Linked DNA regions of Homo sapiens: region 1 is linked to region 2. Evidence: chromatin loops called from intact Hi-C (ENCODE). Cell type or tissue: GM12878. All regions are shown on one strand. Each heading gives the region's core, and the rest is flanking DNA. Links, peaks and the distances in the headings are about the cores only.

Region 1 (10,163 bases), core at 6,906-9,405, 820 kb after region 2:
AAAAACAACCCAACACTTTTCTAAGGGAGAAGAAATAAGGCTCTTACCAAAAAGCTAAACCAAGATTTTAACTAGAACAAATTTCTATGTCTTAATATTATATTTGTAGAGGGAAGCAGAGTGGGAAATCAACTTCATTCCAAACAGCACATAAGAACACTTAGAATATCTTCTCTGAGTAGCTAACAAACTCATGCAAATCTTTGTCAACAAGATTTTCTCCAAGTAGTAAACATAAAAGCTCTTCAACTTAAAAAATAAAGTACTGAAACACTTAAGGTATCCTGTAGAAATAAACATAATACTATTTGTCAAAATTAAAAATGCACATACCTCTGAAGCCTTTGCAGTTCCAGTCCCAAGATTACACTCATATACTTGCAAATGTGCAAAATAAACTCCATACAAGTATTGTCACTGCATCATTAGTTGTAACAGAAAAAGTTCAGAACAAAACTAAATGTCCATCAAAAGGCAACAGGTTAAATAAATTAGGTATACCTTTAAAACAAACATCATTTTCTGTTTTCATTCAGTCATTAAAAGTGACATAACAGTCACAAAACACCAAATATTACATGATTCAATTTATATGAAATGTCCAGAATATGCAAATCTGTAGATACAGAAAGTAGTTTAGTGTACTGGGGAGATTGGAAAGAAATAGGGAATGAATGTTAATGGGTTTAGGATTTCTTTAAGGATGATGAAAACGTTCTAAAATTTACTGTGGTGAAGATTGAACAATTCTGGGACTATACTAAAACCACTGAATTGACTGAATTGTAAACTTTAAATGGGTGAATTGTATGGTATGTGAATTGTATTTCCACAAAGCTGTTATTTAAAAAAGTGAAGCAGCTCTATATGGAATAACACAGAAACATCACCAAGGTATCTTGTTCTATGAATAAAGGAAGATACAGAAAGCTGTGAATTGCATGATACAATTTGTGTTTTCTTACACTCATGCCCAGCATGCTTTATTGGCTTATATATGAAATACAAAAGAAACTTTGTAGTTAACAGCAACTACTTTTAAGTAACTGAATGTCCAGAGGAGAAAAGACTCTTTATGCCTTTTTGTACTTTTGAATTTCGTACTATATGTATTATCTATTCAAAACACATATTTTTTAAGGTAATACAGCCATTACAGTTTCCATTTATCAAATATTATTTCTAATATTCAATATCTTCCAATCAGTATGATTTCCCATGAACAGTTTATTTTATATTTAAAGTAATACCAAAGATTAGCAGCTATTGATCTTTAAAAAGTCAACAGTATTAGGCAATGAATCGCAGCCTAATTTATTATTTTCCTTGTTCCTTGCTTTTCCTGTTATAATTTGCTTTTAAACTGTTTTCCTGCTAATTGGAAACTCCATTTGAAGGTGACCAGGAAAACTGACATAAAAGGACACATATTTGTTAACTGTGATGTTTGTTAGCTGTGTTACAAGATCTGTTGAAGAATCTGGTTGAAATTACTATCTAAAATAAAGTTGGTAAGTAATCCACAGAACTGATTTAATTCTACTATTTCAAGTTGCACTTTGCTTCTGACAAATGATGCATATTCATACCATCAAATCTGCTAAATATACATAAAGGCCACTCTATTAAATGGCCACATTTTCAGCTACAGGTTTTTATCTGTAGTATAAATTGCACTGGAAATCCATAATATATAAATATATATTATGCTCTATAAGGGTTGTATGCTCAACAAAAAAGGGGAGTGATAAATAAAACCACCACTTTCAAAAAAAAAAAAAAAAAACTGCACTGGAAAGTAAAATCTTTAAGAAAGAAAGACTACAACCACACTTCCATAACAATCTTAAAACTTCCCCTTAGTATGCAAACTGGATTCCCACTATTTAGTCTACTGCCTTGACAACTATTTACTCTAAACTAGACAAAATTAAGCATTCTTTCCTTCTTCAACATTTCTATAGCACCATATATGTACCTCTATTTTATATTCGTCATATGACACTGCAATTATTTGTTTACATGTCAGTCTTTTTCACTATACTTAGCTCCTTGTGCAGAAATATCTTATTCATTCCTGTAATTTGGGGAGCTAGCTCAGTCCCTACACGTAGGAGACATGCCAGAAAGTTTGCTGCATGAGTTATTGTTAGCTAAGTACACTTCCATTCCCCGAAACCATTCAGCTTTTGTATTATCATGAACTAAAATTAACCCTTCATTACCCACAGTATTCCAATCCTGAAAAGAGAAGGAAGCAAATACATGTAGTTCCAAACCACAAATAATTTATTCCACAGATAGTTCATCTAGGCTAACGCTAAAAATCAATCAGCTTGCATAAAGCATACACAAAGAGAAAACAGTGCTAAGATAACAACAATGCTGCTTCTGGATTGTTTTTTCTTTTTCTTTCTCTCCCTACTCCCAGCAAATAGATGTATCTGAACCACAGTCACTTATCAAATATTCATAGATTTAGAATGTCTGAATGTAGCTAGTTGCTATGAGAAAAAAAAAAAAGAAAAGAAAAGAATTGAAATAAAGACACACTATAGACCAAAAGGGTTAATAGGATATTTTGATAAATCCCTGATACCTGCTGGCTCAACTTCAGTGCCAAAGAAAACACCAACTGTAAGGTCCAAGCTGGAGCCATTAGTGACCGGAAAGGGAAAGGTAGCAAAGGTCTACTTCAGCCCTCTCTTTCTTACAAAGGACCAGCAAACCAAAATAAACTGCCTTTTCTTATATAGGTGATTAATTCTTAAGTACCTACAGTAGGCTAGGACAAAGATTCCATGGCTAACTGGCAGAGGTAGATAAAAACACTTGTGTTACTCAAAAACCAAGTAAATACCTAATCAAAATTTCTAGCACACCAGCTAATTAGTGATCATATATTTTTGAGTTTTAGCACCTTTTTATTACCCTCTTCATTAATCCAGGCAATTTTATCAACTAGTACCCTGGCGAAAGGCAAATAATGGAAAAGTAAAAATTAGGAAAATGGGAGGTTCCAGATAGTTTAGACAGACCATAGTAGTAAAAGGACAAAACTATCTAAAGTTTGTGTAATGATATAAAGAAAATCTAAAAAGAATTTTTTTTTTAATTTTTATAGAGACAGGGTCTCAACAGGGTCTCGCTCTGTCACCTAGGCTGGAGTACAATGGCATGATCATAGCTCACTGCAACCTCCAACTCCTGGACTCCAGCAATCCTCCTGCTTCAGCCTCCCAAATAGCTGGGACTATAGGTGTGCACCACCACACCCAGCTAATTTTTTTTTTTTTTTTTCGGTACAGACAGCATCTTGCTATGTTGCTCAGGCTGATCTGGAACTCCTGGCCTCACAATACTCCTGCCTCAGCCTCCCACATGAGCTACCATACCTGGTAGGACATTATTTTTAAGCTCCCATTAGGTGGAAATCAAAAGACAAAGCTTTTAGTAACAGTTCTTCCATAAACTAGCTGTGTAACCTTAGGCAAGTCACTCTGAATCCCAGGTACAGTTTTCTAATCTACAAAAATGACTGGAAAAAATTATTTCTAAGACCCTCTCCACCTTAAGTTATTCCACTAGTGCAAAATTTAAAAATAAAGACTCTTATGGTTTGGATGTCTGTCCCCTCCAAATCTCATGTTGAAATGTGATTCCCAATGTTGGAGGTGGGCCTAGCGGGAGGTGTTTGGGTCATGGAGGCGGATTCCTCATGAATAGCTTGGTGCCCTCCACATGGTAAATAATGAGTTCTCACTGTTAGTTCATGCCAGAGCTGGTTGTTTAGAGCCTGCCACCTCCTCTCTCTCTTGCTCCTGCTATCCCCATATGACTTGGCTGCTACCTCTTTACCTTCCGCCATGACTGAAAAAAAGTTTCCTGGGCCTCACCAGAAGCTGAGCAGATGTTGGTGTCATGCTTGTACAGCCTGCAGGCCCGAGAGCCAAATAAGCCTCTTTTTTTTATGAATTACCTCAGACAGTCCTTTAGAGCAATGCAAACAGGCTAACACATAGACTTTATATAGAATATGAGGTACAAAAAATTTTTTTGAGTCCCCCAGTTCATTATTTGATTCTTTTCACAATCATTTTACAAACTATTCTACCCAGATGTCAATTACTAATGTTCCAAATAATGGCTTCCCTATAAAACAATAATCATAATCAAGTTATTTTAATAAAGTTTTCACTAACCTGGTGCAACTACATTCACTCTAATTTTCTTTCTTGCTACCTCTTTAGCAAGAGCACGTGAAAATCCAACTAATCCTCCTTTACTGGCACTGTAAACGGACTGGCCAGAGTTGCCTTTTAAGCCAACAATGCTTCCTAGGACAAAAAAAAAAAAAAAAAAAAAAAAAGCGTATTAAATTCAATTAATGGGGTTACTTGAAAATTTAGATAATTTATAGTAAACAAAAAGGTAAAACCCACTTCACCTTGTCCTTTGTTAAAATTAGAAATTCTAACCATTGTCATCAGTCATTTACGGAAGATTTAAGAGTCCAAGTCTGCTCCAGATACATACAGAAAATAGCATCTGAAAGCAGCTGATACAAAACTGCCAATGCAGGTGCTTGCGAATTGATTCACTACGTGAAGGGGATGCACTCTAATCTCTGAGTAGGTCAGATATGATGAAAATTCTGTGGTATTTATAAAGGCTTCCAGCAGGTAGAGGTTAAAGCCAGAAAAAGTCAGACAAAAGCTGACTAATTTTATGATTCTACAACACAGACATAAGGCAGAAAGCTCTCGTTTTCACCCTAAAAACTAGTTCATTTGAAGCTAAATCTCACTAAAATTGAATTACATGCATAACTCATTTTATTGTTCTGCTTTATTGTGCTTTGCAGATATTGCATTTTTTTTTTTTTTTTTTAACAAATTGAAGGCTTGTAGCAACCTTGCAACAAGCAATTCTATTAGCACTTTTCCAACACCATGGCTCACTGTGAGCAGTGCTCACTCTGTGTCTCTTTGTCACATTTTGGTAATTTTCATACCATCTTAAATTTTTTCATTATTATTACATCTGTTATAATGATCTGTGATCAGTGATTCTTGATGTTTACTGCTGTTGGGGTGCCACAAACAAAATATTACTGCTCACTGACAATGCATCTGGTCACCAAAGAGCTCTGATGGATATGTACAAGGAGATTAATGTTGTTTTCGTGCCTGTTAACACAATATCCTTTCTTCAGCTCATGGATCAAGGGATAATTCTGACTTTCAAGTCTTATTTAAGAAACATTTTATAAGTCTATAGCAGTCATAAATAGTAATTCCTCTTAGGAATCTGGGCAAAGTAAATTAAAAGCCTTCTGGAAAGGATTCACCGTTCTATATGCCATTCAGAACATTTGTGATTCATGGCAGGTCAAAATACCAACATTAACAGAAGTTTGAAAGAAGTTATTTTAACCCTCATGGATGACTTTGTGGGGTTCAAGACTTCAGTGGAGCAGAATTACAAGTGGAGCCTGAAGATGTGACTGAATTGCTGCAATCTTATGATAAAACAAATGGGTGAGGAGTTGCTTCTTATGTATGGATAAACAAAGTTGTTTCTCAAGATGGAATCTCTTCCTTGTGAAGATGTGAATACTGTTGAAAGAAATGACAAAGGATTTAGAATATCCTATAAACTTAGTTGATAAAGCAATAGCAGGGATTGAGAGGAGTGGCTCCAATTTTTAAAGATCTACTTGCATAAAATGCTATCAAACAGCATCACATGCTGCAGAGAAATCTCTCACGAAATGAAGAGTCAATCAATGTGGCAAATTTTGTCTTATTCTAAGACTTGGAACCAAATCAAATGTGCAACAATGACAGACTGGATTAAGAAAATGTGGCACATATACACCATGGAATACTAAGCAGCCATAAAAAATGATGAGTTCATGTCCTTTGTAGGGACATGAATGAAATTGGAAATCATTCTCAGTAAACTATCGCAAGGACAAAAAACCAAACACCGCATGTTCTCACTCATAGGTGGGAACTGAACAATGAGAACACATGGACACAGGAAGGGGAACATCACGCTCTGGGGACTGTTGTGGGGTGGGGGAAGCGGGGAGGGATAGCATTGGGAGATATACCTAACGCTAGATGACGAGTTAGTGGGTGCAGCACACCAGCATGGCACATGTATACATATGTAACTAACCTGCACATTGTGCACGGTACCCTAAAACTTAAAGTATAACAATAATAAAATAAAAAAATAAAAAAAATAAAGAAATTGCCACAGCCACTATTATCAGTCAGCAGCCATAAACATCAAGGCAAGACCCTCCGCCAGCAAAGATTATGACTTGCCAGAAGCTCAGATGATCATTAGCATTTTTTAGCAATAAAGTATTTTTTTAGCAACAAAGTATTTACATTTTTTTTAGATATAATGCTACTGCATACTTAATAGACCATAATATAACTTTTACATGCACTGAGAAACTAAACAATTGGATAAGACAAAATTTGCCACATTGATTGACTCTTCATTTCATGAAAGATTTCTCTGCAGCATGTGATGCTCTTTGATAGCATTTTATCCAAGTAGAACTTTAAAAATTGGAGCCTCTCCTCTCAATCCCTGCTATTGCTTTATCAACTAAGTTTATAGGATATTCTAAATCCTTTGTCATTTCAACAGTATTCACATCTTCACAAGTAGATTCCATCTTGAGAAACAACTTTGTTTATCCATACATAAGAAGCAACTCCTCACCCATTTGTTTTATCATGAGATTGCAGCAATTCAATTTGTGTGACTTACATTCTTGACATATTCGCTTTATTCCGGTGGAGCAGAACCAAAGCTACAATATCTGCGAGACATGCTTGTACTGTCAATCTAAATTGGCAAAGCTTCAATTATACACTTTTTGTAAAAGTGCAATTTCATTACATTCAGTGATATATTGTAAACTGTACTGCCTACTGAAGATTCTTGAGTGACCACATCTAATGAATATGTAATAATAATTTTTAATTCAAATATCAACTATATGCAAATAAACTCTTGCAAAACAGAAGTGGGGAAGTAATTTTCTGCACCACTGACCTGTACTTATGATACAAAAATTAATCAAGGACCTCACAAAATTTTTTTAAAGTAATTTTAAAAAAAGAAAACATTCCAAACATTTCTCTATTAGAATCAACAAGTTCAGTATTAGAATATTTATCTACATTATATATTGTAGGCCAATTAATAACAAAGGAAGAGAACTGTGAAGTACACAGAGAGAACAGACATCAGACTGAAGAAATGCATATGGATAGAGGGGTGTTTATCAGAAAGAAAAATACAGAGACACAAAAAAAGAAAAATACATGCACGAAAAAAATACCAAAACAGGGCTGGTCCGATGGTAGCGGGTTATCAGAACCTATTAACAGTAGTGTCACTAAAGTTAGTATACAACCCCCAACTGCTAAATATGAGTGGCTTTTAAAAGAAAAAAAAACACAAGCTGCTTTAGCAGCTTTGATTCGTGCCACGCACTACTGTTCATCAGGTCAAAAAGTGGTAATTTCTGAAATACCAATGAAGTGTCTGGCAGTTTAAAGTAGTCCTTCCTGTAGTAAGATTCTCAATTTACTATCTATTATTTACTTTTAGCTCAATTCTAAAAGTTTTGCATGCATAAGGAGGACTAATGGGTTTTTTAAATACACCTAAAAAAAAGAAGATTTTAGAGTTAAACAAATATACCTCAGGTTATCAGGTGACAGATACAGGCCTGTTTGCCTGCTTGTAAGTATCCAAAGTCCTTATCTGGCTGTGTTAAAAGGCAAAGGTTGACTCATTGACTAATCTCTTACATAAGAAAACGGATCCCTTAAATTTTTAAGAGTAAATGTCCAAAATGCTCTCATGTCCCCTTAGTTTATTAGCATAGTATTCTTTCCTTTTCTCACTTTCAAAACAGAAAAACTCTAAATTCTGGCTTGAAAAACCATTTCCTACATTTAAAAGAACAGGGTCACTTACTTTTATGGAGCAGCATCTCCCTTCTGTGGCCTTTTAAGGTATTACCATTTGAAAATAAAAAGCAGATGGTATACTATTATTTCCAAATTACCAAACTGAAATAAAATTTCAAGTCATTTTGCATTTTAAGTTCTACAGGCATATACTCCACAGCTTATCTGCCCTGTGGGTTAGATGAACTGAAAACTAGGGGTTACTTACATCCATTCTTAAAAACAGAGAAATTTTATCTTCCTTTAAACCTCTACACAAGATTTAACAGTAACCCATGAAACTGCTGTAGACAATATTATTTAGCCACCACTGTCTACTTTAATTCCTTGTCCATGTTTTAAAAATCAGGTTCCTGGCTGGGCACGTGGCTCACCTCTATAATCCCAGCACTTCGGGAGGATCACTTGAGCCCATGAGTTAAAGACCAGCCTAGGCCACATAGTGTGACCTCGTCTCTATTTAAAAAAAAAAAAATTCACATAAAAATCAGAATGATCCAATTTCTCTTGAAAAATCAAAATTGCTGGCAAAACTGGGACCACATTCTTGCACGGCAACAATCTACTGAATCTAAGTGGTGGCCTCCACCATTCCATATGGGCTCTGGACAATGAAGCTGGATATCATTTATCACATGGCTGGTACTGTCATTTTTCTAGTACTCAGTGGTGTCACTCATTTAACACCTGCCTGACTCCTATAGGGATGTGAATGTGTGATTCTTATTTTACTCATTAATCAATTAATTAAATCCTTTTTTCCACAGATAATATAAATTTCATTCATGTTTCACAATAAATCACAAATTCGTGGATTAAATATTTTTATGGTATGGTATTATGGGATAATCATAAATTCACAAAGGTGAAGACTCACCTACATTAACAATAGACCCTCCCTGTTGTTGAATCATAGTCCTCATGGCAGCTTTACAGGTCAGCATGGAACCCAAGAGGTTAGTATGAAGCTGAGATACCATATCTTCAGTTTTTGTTCTTACTAAAAGACCATCCCTACAAAAAGAAACAGCATATAATAGCATATAATAACAAGATAAAAACCAAAAAGGTCAAGACTAATGTAACATTTTTACTGAGAGTGCAAGAAGTGCTTCCTATCTGAGCTAGAATAGCTAGAATACCTAGAGTCCCATTTTGAACTTGGCTTGAGAAACATTAAAATAACAATTGATAAACCAGAAAGGATCCACTTGGAAGACAGGTTGCTACCCCTTCTCAGCTTGAGTGGCAAATATTCTTAACCCCTAAAAAGTAGTAACATATAGCCAAAATAGTTTGAATGGCCTGAGCAACTGCCATACTAAGCCTTGTTTAGCAAGAAAATTAATATGTTATCTAAATATTCTCTCCTAAATTCATCTTTTAAAAAATAATATCCACTCCATGATTCTATTAGTATTAAGTTCACAAACTGGCAAAACTTATCTGTGGTGACAAAACTCAGAAAACAGTTACCAACAAGGAAGTATTGAGAAGACACTACCTTCTGGAGCACTGGAAACATTCTACGGCTCAATATGGGTGATGATTACAATGTTAAAATCGACTCAACTGGACATTTATTATATGTTGTATCTCAATATAAAGGAAAATAATTTATGGATTGACAAGTTTTAAAATAGTTTTTTCTCCCAGTTAGAAGCAAAATAAACATATTAACTTATACCAATCAAAGACATATTAGGAATAAAAGTTTTAAATATATATATAAGAAACTTATTTAAATCTGTGACCAACCTGTTAATACCAGCTGCATTTACCAAGAAATTTACTCGACCTAAATGTTTCTCCAGCTCTTCAAATGTATTTTGAACATCATGTTCTTTAGCAACATCACAGCTAAATGCCAAATGATCTCCTACACAACAAAGTTAAATAAGAATTACTTATAACTCAAATTTTAAATTTACTCAATACACATTTGTTAAGCATCTATCTAAGATGGCAGGCCTGTGCTAATCTAGAACCTAAAGATTAAAAAAGTAATGTCATGAGGCCTGGCTTTCATAGAGTTGGTCTAATGAAACTGGGATGCGGGAACAAAGAGGAAATAAAGTACTACTACAGAAAGTTAATTTTAAAATTTTCTTTTTAATCAACAAAGGGGGGAGGGCTTTTTCAAGTTATAAAGGC
Region 2 (10,163 bases), core at 3,620-6,119:
TGTTTGGAAAGACAATTTGAAACTGATTTGTTAGGGTGCAGTATTTCTGGGGCTAGCATACAGACATTGATTTTGTATTTTTCTGCATTTGAATTTAAACCGGCAAATATTTGAATCACCTAGAATTCTAATTTTTTATAATTTATCAATGATGACAAGAAAATAAAATTAAAATGTTACTGCTGTCTTAGACAAATCAATGTCCATCTGACAGAGCTGAGAATGTCTTCCCCTCCAAGGAAGAATTCTTACCAGGAAGGACCACAGGATCAGATTTGCAGTTTATAATGCAGTGTGAGTGGGACGGTGTGAAGGTTAACAAGGCTAGAAAGGGGGAGCAACTATTGCAGAATCAGGGTGAAATGATAAGGGTCAGAGTCAAGGTCGTGGCACTGGAATAGAGAGCACAAGGCATTCAGAAAATAGAAGAGAATAATTCACTGTCAGCATGCGGTAAGGGAGAGGGAGAAGTGACAGAAATGACTCAGGATCTGAACCACAGCCTGTGTGGCCAGTGATGCCAGTGTTGGAAGAACTCAGGAAGAAGAGAAAATGACTACAGAAAAGGGGTGTGTCCACTTGGGACAGACTGACTTTTAGGATGCTGTCTTCTCATTTCTCCCACTTTTCTGTATCTTTTAGGACTTTGGTTTCCATAATAAAACTGTAATCAGGATTCTCATTGCCAGAAGTGAAATAGACCTGCTGACCATAAGGAAACGATACAAAGAGCGATATGGAAAATCCCTATTTCATGATATCAGAGTAAGTTTCCGACACATGATTTATTTGGACCCACATTTTCTCCTTTTTGAAACTGAGATAAAAGTTCTCATTCAAATAACTTCATGGCAGACTCTAAAAAGTTAACTATTCAGACAGGGATAACCTAGTTTTTTTCCTCTACACAGTCTTTAGAACATCGGCAGGTGCTAACTTAGAAAACCCTTTACCTCAGCTGGGCGTGGTGGCTAATGCCTGTAATCCCAGCACTTTGGGAGGCTGAGGCAGGCAGATCACGAGGTCAGGAGATCCAGACCAACCTGGCTAACACGGTGAAACCCCGTCTCTACTAAAAATACAAAAAATTAGCCAGGTGTGGTGGCACACGCCTGTAGTCCCAGCTACCCGGGAGGCTGAGGCAGGAGAATCGCTTGAACCCGGGAGGCGGAGCTTGCAGTGAGCTGAGATTGCGCCACTGCACTCCAGCCTGGGCAACAGAGTGAGACTCCATCTCAAAAAAAGAAAAAGAAAAAAAAAAGAGAACCCTTTACCTCAGCGACAGAACTTATTCCTCTTTGATGTGTTTTACCCAGAAGCATTGATGCAGTCATGCAAAATATTCATTCTCTATAATTGTGCTTAAAGAGCTAAATTCTGAAGTATGATCAGGCTCAGGAAAAATATATATTGCAAAAGGCTGCATTACTTTTGAAGAGGTTTCTTAAATCAGTTGAGCTGTCCTCTCATATTGTCATAGAAGGCAGGGCAGTCAGTCAAATATCATAAACTGCTAATTCGGAGGGACTTAATGTTCCTAGCTATATACAACTCTACATATCCTTATCCCTTTAGCCCTTGAAGGGCAAAGGAGCAATGATTCAGTACTGAACAAGCCAGTGTTTTCATTCTGATACTTTTAAACTTCATGCATTTTGATACAACCTAACAAAGAATCCTCAGAATATATAGGACCATTTACTAACTGAGAGCCTAGTGGAAAATAAAAATGCTTGGCACTGTGTTCAAAAAAGTTTCAAGAATTTCAGGATGGGGAGAGCAGAGCATTAAACCAAGCCAAGCACAGGGACATAAGAATAGAACTGAACTTATATTTTGTGCAGAACTAAAAGCTATTACCTTGTTCACGTTGTTTTCATCTGAAATTTGTAATTCCAAGAAGCAGTGTTTTAGTTTATTGAAAGAGTAATCTAGAAGCAATCTAAAGCCCAAGAGATCACATAATACAGAAGACTTTGTAGGCCTCTGGAGAGCTGAAATGGTTTCTAAGAGGAAGAGTTGATGGAGCAGTTAAGAGAAATCTTATTCCTTCATCTTTGATAAAACTCTCCTACAGCCACTTTCAAAACTCTAAACTCTTTTAGTGATGAGAAATGCATGGCATAATTCATTTTCTAAATGAATACATTAGTTCTTAGGCACTTATTATAATTAATCACAACCGACTCAAAGTCTGCTAATATGAAAATGTAATTAATGTAACTTTGCTATGTACATTTAAAGTACTGAATTATCATTACATGACTTTGTGCCAAAGCACCTTAATATGAAAGTTGATACTTAACAAAGAAACATTTTATAATATTTATTTACTACTATCATTGATTTTGGAAAATATAGAAATTATAGAAGACCATTACAAGAAAATTAAAACCTCCCTAATTTTCTACAGAAAATCATTAATAAACTTTTATTCTGCTATGGTGTGCATGTTTGTGTCTCCTGAAAATGTATCTGCTGAAATTCTAACCCCAAAGAAGTGATGATACTAGGAGGTGGGGTCTTTGTGAGGTGATTAGGTCATGAACGTGGAGCCCATGAATGGGATTAATGTCCTTATAAAATAGGCCAAAGAGAACACCTTTGTCCCTTCTGCCATGTGAGCTTAGAATGAGAAGAAGGCTGTCTACGAGAGACAGGCACTCAGCAGGCACCACATCTGCTTGATCTTGGCCTTGCCAGCCTCTAGAGCTGTTAGAAATAAATTCCTATTGTTTATAAGTCACCCAGTTTATGGTACTTTTGTCACAGCTGCCTGAACACACTAAGACAGGTACTTTCAGTCATTTTCTAAAGCTATATAAATAATAATATGTTTTGCTATGTAAAAGAGTATTTTTATTGAATCATGGTATTCTGCTGTATAAGCTATAAAGTACACAAACTACCTCACATTATTATACATTGCTTCTCAGTTTTTCACTATTATACATAATATTATGGTGTATATATTTTTAGCACAAAACTTTGTGCTTATCAATGATTGATAATAACTTTCTTAATATATATTTCTTGAGGTAGAATTACTACATTAATAATTATAAATATTTTTAAATCTTTTGAGACATATTAATTTGTTCTCCACATTCTACATTCATTTATAACAATAATAATAATAACATTAGGGTACATCTTCCTAAAGTTGAGGAGAATATTTAATTCTAAGGCAAGTTCTTATAAATACACATTCAGGTTCAACCGACTTTATGTAAACCACATACTACTGACTGTAACCAGAGCATTATTCTTCAACAACTTTCATTGGGAGCAGTACTTAGGGCATGTTAAACCTTTAGATGAGAAAAGTAAATAAGTTTAGAAAGGCTAATGGTCCATGGCTCTTTCATAGTGCAGTCCAGAGGAATTATGCTTCCTTTTTAGAACTATTATGATATTTTATTTCAAATATATTATATTTTTCTTTTCAGAATTTTGCTTCAGGGCATTATAAGAAAGCACTGCTTGCCATCTGTGCTGGTGATGCTGAGGACTACTAAAATGAAGAGGACTTGGAGTACTGTGCACTCCTCTTTCTAGACACTTCCAAATAGAGATTTTCTCACAAATTTGTACTGTTCATGGCACTATTAACAAAACTATACAATCATATTTTCTCTTCTATCTTTGAAATTATTCTAAGCCAAAGAAAACTATGAATGAAAGTATATGATACTGAATTTGCCTACTATCCTGAATTTGCCTACTATCTAATCAGCAATTAAATAAATTGTGCATGATGGAATAATAGAAAAATTGCATTGGAATAGATTTTATTTAAATGTGAACCATCAACAACCTACAACAAGAGAGTCTGCTCAAGGCCGTCTTTATCATGATTTGAAAGACCAAGGAAAATGCAGTGTGACCATCCTAGTTTGGGGAATTTTTGAGACTCCTATACAATTACAATAAAGCTAGAGTGATCATCTACAGCAGGCTTTAAAAATAAGTAAAGACGTAAACCAGCAAAATGTGGCCGGGCATGGTGGCTCATGCCTATAATCTCAGCACTTTGGGAGGCCAAGGCAGGCAGATCACTAGGTCAGGAGTTCGAGACCAGCCTGACCAACATGGTGAAACCCTGTCTCTACTAAAAATACAAAAATTAGCTGGGCGTAGTGGCAGGTGCCTGTAATCCCAGCTACTCAGGAGGCTGAGGCAGAAGAATCGCTTGAACACAGGAGATAGAGGTTGTGGTGAGCCGAGATCGCACCACTGCACTCCAGCCTGGGCGACACAGCAAGACTCTGTCTCAAAAAAAAAAAAAGATATAAACCAGTAAAATGCAGCCAGATATATGCTTGCCTGGATTAGACGTATAAGAGATTTGGGTGTAAAAATACTGTGTGTGGCCAGGCGCGGTGGCTCACACCTGTAATCCCAACACTTTGGGAGGCTGAGGCGGGTGGATCACGAGGTCAGGAGATTGAGACCACGGTGAAACCCCATCTCTACTAAAAATACAAAAAATTAGCCGGGCACGGTGGTGGGCGCGTATAGTCCCAGCTACTTGGGAGGCTGAGGCAGGAGAATGGTGAGAACCAGAGAGGCGGAGCCTAGATCACACCACTGCACTCCAGCCTGGGAGACAAAGCAAGACTCCGTCTCAAAAAAAAAAAAAAAATATATATATATATATATATATATATATATATATATAGTGTGTGTGTGTGTGTGCACGTGTGTGTGTTTGACTTGCAGCTATTCTTTTTTTGTGACAGTACTTAACCAACTACTTGCCCAAGCTATGTGAGAAAAGCCATTTCTCTCTGTTTTTATCTTCACCTTTTAACAGCAGCCTCAACGACTTTTGGAAGTTATGATATGCTTTTTTGGTGCCATCAGTAGAGCATGGTCTCTTCTGTCTCTCAAGGTTCAGAAAGTTAGGAGTGACAAAGAAAAAATACTCACTGAGATCAGATTTGGGGAATAACCTAAACTGATGCCACAATCTAGCCAGGACTGAAACCAGAGGCAAGATGGGTGAGTGTAACCTGGAACCAAAAGGAAGAAAATTCTCATCCTGAAAACACATGAAAGTGTAAAATTCACTAGTAAAGCAAACACACAAATGAGGAAGAGAAAGGAGTCACATGGTACCACCACTGAAAAACACCAAACCACAAGAATAAACAGAGGAAAAAAAAAGAAGCAAAGAATATACAAAACAACCAGTAAATAACTAACAATATGATAGGAACAAAACCTCGTATATCAGTAATAACCTTGAATAAAAACAGATTACATTCTCCACTTAAAAGATATACACTGGCTGAAAGGCTAAAAACAGATCCAACTATATGCTGCCTACAAGAAATGCACTTCACCTATGAAGACACATATAGACTGAAAATAAAACTATGGAAAAGATATTTCAAGCAAACAGAAACCCAAAGCAAGCAGAAGTAGCTATATTTATAGTACATAAAATAGACTTTATGTCAAAAAGTAAGAAAAAGACTACATAAGTCATTTCATAATAATAAAAGAACCAATCCAGTGAAATGAAATAACAATTCTAAATATATATGTACCCAACATTAGAGCATCCAGATTCAGAGAGTAAATACTACCAGATCTAAACAGAGAGATGAACTCCAATACAATAATATTGCAAGAATTCAACACCCCACCTTTAGCATTAGGCAGATCATTGAGAAATAAAATTAACAAAGAAACATTGTATTTAAACTGCACTTTAGGGTTGGGCATGGTGGTTCATACCAGTAGTCTCAGCTACTTGGGAGGCTAAGGTGGGAGGATTGCTTGAGCCCAGGAGGTTGAGACTGCAGTGAACTGTGATAATGCCACTGCAGTCCAACCTGGGCAACAGAGTGAGACCCTGTCTCAAAAAATAAATAAATAAGTAAACTGCTTTTTATACTAAATAGACCTAACGGACACTTATAGAACATTTTCTGTAACAACTACAGAAGACACATTCTTCTTATCAGCACGTGCAACATTCTCCAGAAAGGACTATATATTAGACCATAAAACAGTCCCATTGAATTTTTAAAAAATCAAAGTCATATCAAGCATCTTTTCAGACTACAATGAAATAAAACTAAAAATCCATAACAAGAGGAACTTTGGAATGTATACAAATAGGTGGAAATCAAACATGTTGCTAGATGAACATCAGATCAGTAAAAAAAATGAAGATGGAAATCAGAAAGTTTCTTGGACAAATGAAAATGGAAACACAACATACCAAAACCTGTGTAATACAGTAAAAGCAGTGCTAAGAAGGAAGTTTATAGCAATAAATAACTACATAAAGAAATATTTCAAATAAAATCTGACAATGCACTTCAAGGAACTAGAGGATCAAAAACAAACAATACCCAAAATTAGCAGAAGAAAAGAAAAATAAAGATTACAGCAGAACTAAATGAAGTTGAGACTAAAAAAACCAATACAAAGGATCACCAAAATGAAAAAATGGTTCTTCTAGAAAAGAATCAAAATTGATAAACTTCTAGCTAGACTAACCAAGAAGAGAGACACAAATAAACAAAAACAGAAATGAAAATGGAGGCATTAAAACTGATATCACAGAAATATAGAAGATAATCAAAGACTATTATGAACAACTGTATGCTAACAACCTGAAAAACCTAGGAGAAATGAATAAATTCGTGCAAACATAAAACCTATCAAGATTGAATCAGAAAGAAATAGAAAACAAGAAAAGACCAATAATGAATAGTAATTAGAATTGGTAATAAAATGTCTTCCAACAAAGAAAAGACCAGGACCAAATAGATTCTCTGCTGAATTCTGTCAAATGTATAATGAAGAACTTATATCAATCCTCCACAAACTATTCCAAAAGACTGAAGAGGAGGGAATTCTCCCTAACTCATTTAACAAGGCCAGCATTACCAAATGCTGATACCAAAACCAGACAAGGAAAACTACAGGCCAATATACCTGATGAACATAGATGCAAAAATCCTAAAGAAAATACTGGCAAATTAAATCCAATAGCACATCAAAAGGATAATACATCACAAACAAGTGGGACTTATTCCAGGGGTACTATGATGGGTTGACATATGCAGATGAATAAATATGATGATAAATCACATCAACAGAATGAAGGACAAGAAACGTGATTATCTCAATAGATGCAGAAAAAGTATTTGATAAAATCCAACACTCCCTCATGATAAAAACACTCAACAAACTAGGTATAGAAGGAACATATAACAAAATAATAAAGGTCATTTATTACAAACCCACAGCTAACATCATACTGAATGGAGAAATATGGAAAGCATTTCATCCAGGAACTGGAACAAGACAAGGATGTCTACTTGCATCACTCCTATTCAACATGTTACTGGAAACCTTAGCCAGATTAGTCAGTTAAGAAAAAGAAATAAAATGCATCCAAATTGGGGAAAAGGAAGTCAAATTGTCCCTCTCTGCAGATAACAGAATTTTATATTATTTAAAAAAAAGAAAAAACAAAAGACTCCACAAAAAACTCCTAGAACTGATAAGCATATGCAGTAAAGTTTCAGGATACAAAATCATAACACAAAAATCAGTCACATGCCTATACACCAATAACGAAATACCCCAAAGAGAAATCAAGAACTAAATCCTATTTACAACAGCTACCAAAAAAATGCCTAGGAATAAATTTAATGAAGGAAGTGAAAGATTTCTACTAGGAAAACTACAAAACACTGATGAAAAAATTAAAGAGGACAAATGGAAAGATACTATGTGCTCATGGATCAGAAGAATTAATATCATTAAAATGATTATGTAACCCAAAGCAATCTACAGATTCAATTCAATCCCTATCAAAACACCAATGTCAGTTTTCACAAAAATAGAAAAAATTAGCCTGACACTTGTATTAATCAAAAAAGATCCAGAAAAGCTAAAGCAATCCTGAGCAAAAAACAAAGCCAGAGACATCACAATACCTGATTTCCCAACATATTACAAGCCTATAGTAACCAAAACAACATTGTATTAATGGAAAAATAGACAGATAGACCAAAGAAACAGAATAGAGACTCAAGAAATAAATCTATATATTTACAGTCAATTGATCTTCAACAAAGTCATGAGGAACATACACTGGGGAAAAGACACCTTCTTCAATAAATGGTACATTAAAAAAAACTGGCTAGCCATATGCAGAAGAATGAGACTAGACCCCTATGTCTATGTACAAAAATCAACTCAAGATGGATGAACAACTTAAATGTGATACCTGAAACTATAAAACTACTAGAAGAATACATAGGGAAAACTCTTCAGGACACTGGTCCATGCAACGATTTTATGACTAAAACCTCAAAATCACAAGCAACAGAACCCAAAATAGACAAAAGGGACTATATTAAACAAAAAAGCTTCTGCACAGCAAAAGAAACATTCAATAAGTGAAGAGACAACTGCTTGAATAGGAGAAACTGTTTGCAAACTACTCATTCAAAAGGGGGCTGTATCCAGAATATATAAGGAACTCAAACAACTCAACAGTAAAAAACCAATAGTCCCATTAAAAATTGGGCTAAGACATGAATAGACATTTCTCAAGAAGAAATACAAGTGGCCAAGAGGTATATGACAAAATGCTCAAGATCACTAATCATCAGGGAAATGCAAGTCAAAACTACAATGAGATATCACCTCACCTCAGTTACAATGGCTTTTATTTAAAAATCACAAAATAACAGATGCTGGTGAGAATCCAGAGAAAAGGGAACTATTAAACACTGTTGGTGAAATGTAAATTATGCAGCCACTATAAAAAGCAGTGTGGAGATTTCTCAATAAACTAAAAATAGTACTACCACATGATCCAGAAATCCCACTGACAGGTGAAGCCAGTTGGACTTCCTGGGTCAGTGGGGACTTGGAGAACTTTTCTGTTTTACAAGAGGATTGTAAAACGCACCAATCAGCTGGGCGTGGTGGCTCACGCCTGTAATCCCAGCACTTTGGGAGGCCGAGGTGGGCAGATCACAAGGTCAGGAAATCAAGACCATCCTGGCTAACACAGTGAAACCCCGCCTGTACTAAAAATACAAAAATTTAGCTGGGTGCGGTGGCAGGCGCCTGTAGTCCCAGCTACTCGTGAGGCTGAGGCAGGAGAATGGTGTGAACCCGGGAGGTGGAGCTTGCAGTGAGCCAAGATTGCGTCACTGCACTCCAGCCTGGGCGACAGAGTGAGACTCCCTCTCAAAAAAACAAACAAACAAACAAACAAACAAACAAAAACCACACCAATCAGCACTCTGTGGCTAGGATTGTAAAACGCACCGCTCAGCACTCTGTAGCTGGCAAGAGGTTTGTAAAATGCACCAATCAGCACTCTGTAAAGGGATCAATCAGCATCCCATAAAATGGACCAATCAGCAGGATTCTAAAAGTAACCAATCATGGGGAGGACTGAGAAAAGGGCATTCTGATAGGACAGAAACAGGACATGGGAGGGGAAAAATAAGGGAATAAAAGCTGGCCACCCCAGCTAGTAGTCGCAACCTGCTGGGGTCCCCTTCCACGTTGTGGAAGCTTTGTTCTCTTGCTCTTCACAGTAAATCTTGCTGCTGCTCACTCTTTGGGTCTGTGCCACCTTTAAGAGCTGTAACACTTACTGCAAAGGTCTGCGGCTCCATTCTTGAAGTGAGCGAGACCATGAACCCACCAGAAGGAACCAACTCTGGACACACCACTACTGAATATTTATCCAAAGGAAAATAAATCTGTATATCAGAGGGATACCTGCACTCATAGTTATTGTATCACTCTTCACAATAGCAAAGATATGGAATCAACCTAGGTGTCTATCAATAGATGACTCAATAAAGAAAATGTGGCATAAACACACAATAGAATACTAATTGGCCATAGAAGAAGAATAAAATCACGTCATTTGCAGCAACATGAATGGAACTGGAGGTTATTATACTAAGTGAAATAAGTCAGGCACAGAAAGACAAATACCACATCTTCTCATTCATATGTGGGAGTTAAGAAACTTGATCTCATTAACATGGAGAATAAAATGCTAGATACCAGAGAGTGGGAAAGGTGGGTAGGCAGGCGGCTGTATAAAGAGATGTTGGTTAATGGGTATTAACATGCATTTAGATGGAAAAAAATAAGTC

Evidence for each region. A loop is a pair of places that touch in the nucleus more often than their neighbours do. Peaks named below come from ENCODE experiments on the same cell type or tissue, not always from the same donor. Only the 100,000 strongest peaks of a DNase experiment are listed, where the experiment ranks them.
Region 1: a loop joins it to region 2, with 5 times the contacts of the local background. A loop is called at or near these places in 12 of 110 quality-filtered maps.

What each region holds. Positions count from the first base shown.
Region 1 is chr4:168,997,869-169,008,031 of GRCh38, forward strand. CBR4 (carbonyl reductase 4) reads right to left here. Exons shown (of 5, transcript NM_032783.5): 2 at 9,768-9,888; 3 at 8,887-9,023; 4 at 4,203-4,337. It also overlaps the pseudogene RNY4P17. Among named protein-coding and RNA genes, the nearest start is that of CBR4, 7.3 kb to the right of the region's middle. In GM12878, for the core only: a CTCF peak has its summit at 8,037; no DNase peak of the experiment used is centred there.
Region 2 is chr4:168,183,917-168,194,079 of GRCh38, forward strand. It overlaps ANXA10 (annexin A10), which reads left to right. Exons shown (of 12, transcript NM_007193.5): 11 at 643-765; 12 at 3,450-3,820. The coding sequence ends at 3,518. The region is part of intron 2 of LOC105377524 (a long non-coding RNA gene); the gene reads right to left. Among named protein-coding and RNA genes, the nearest start is that of ANXA10, 96 kb to the left of the region's middle. In GM12878, for the core only: no CTCF peak of the experiment used is centred there; a DNase peak (open chromatin) is centred at 5,085.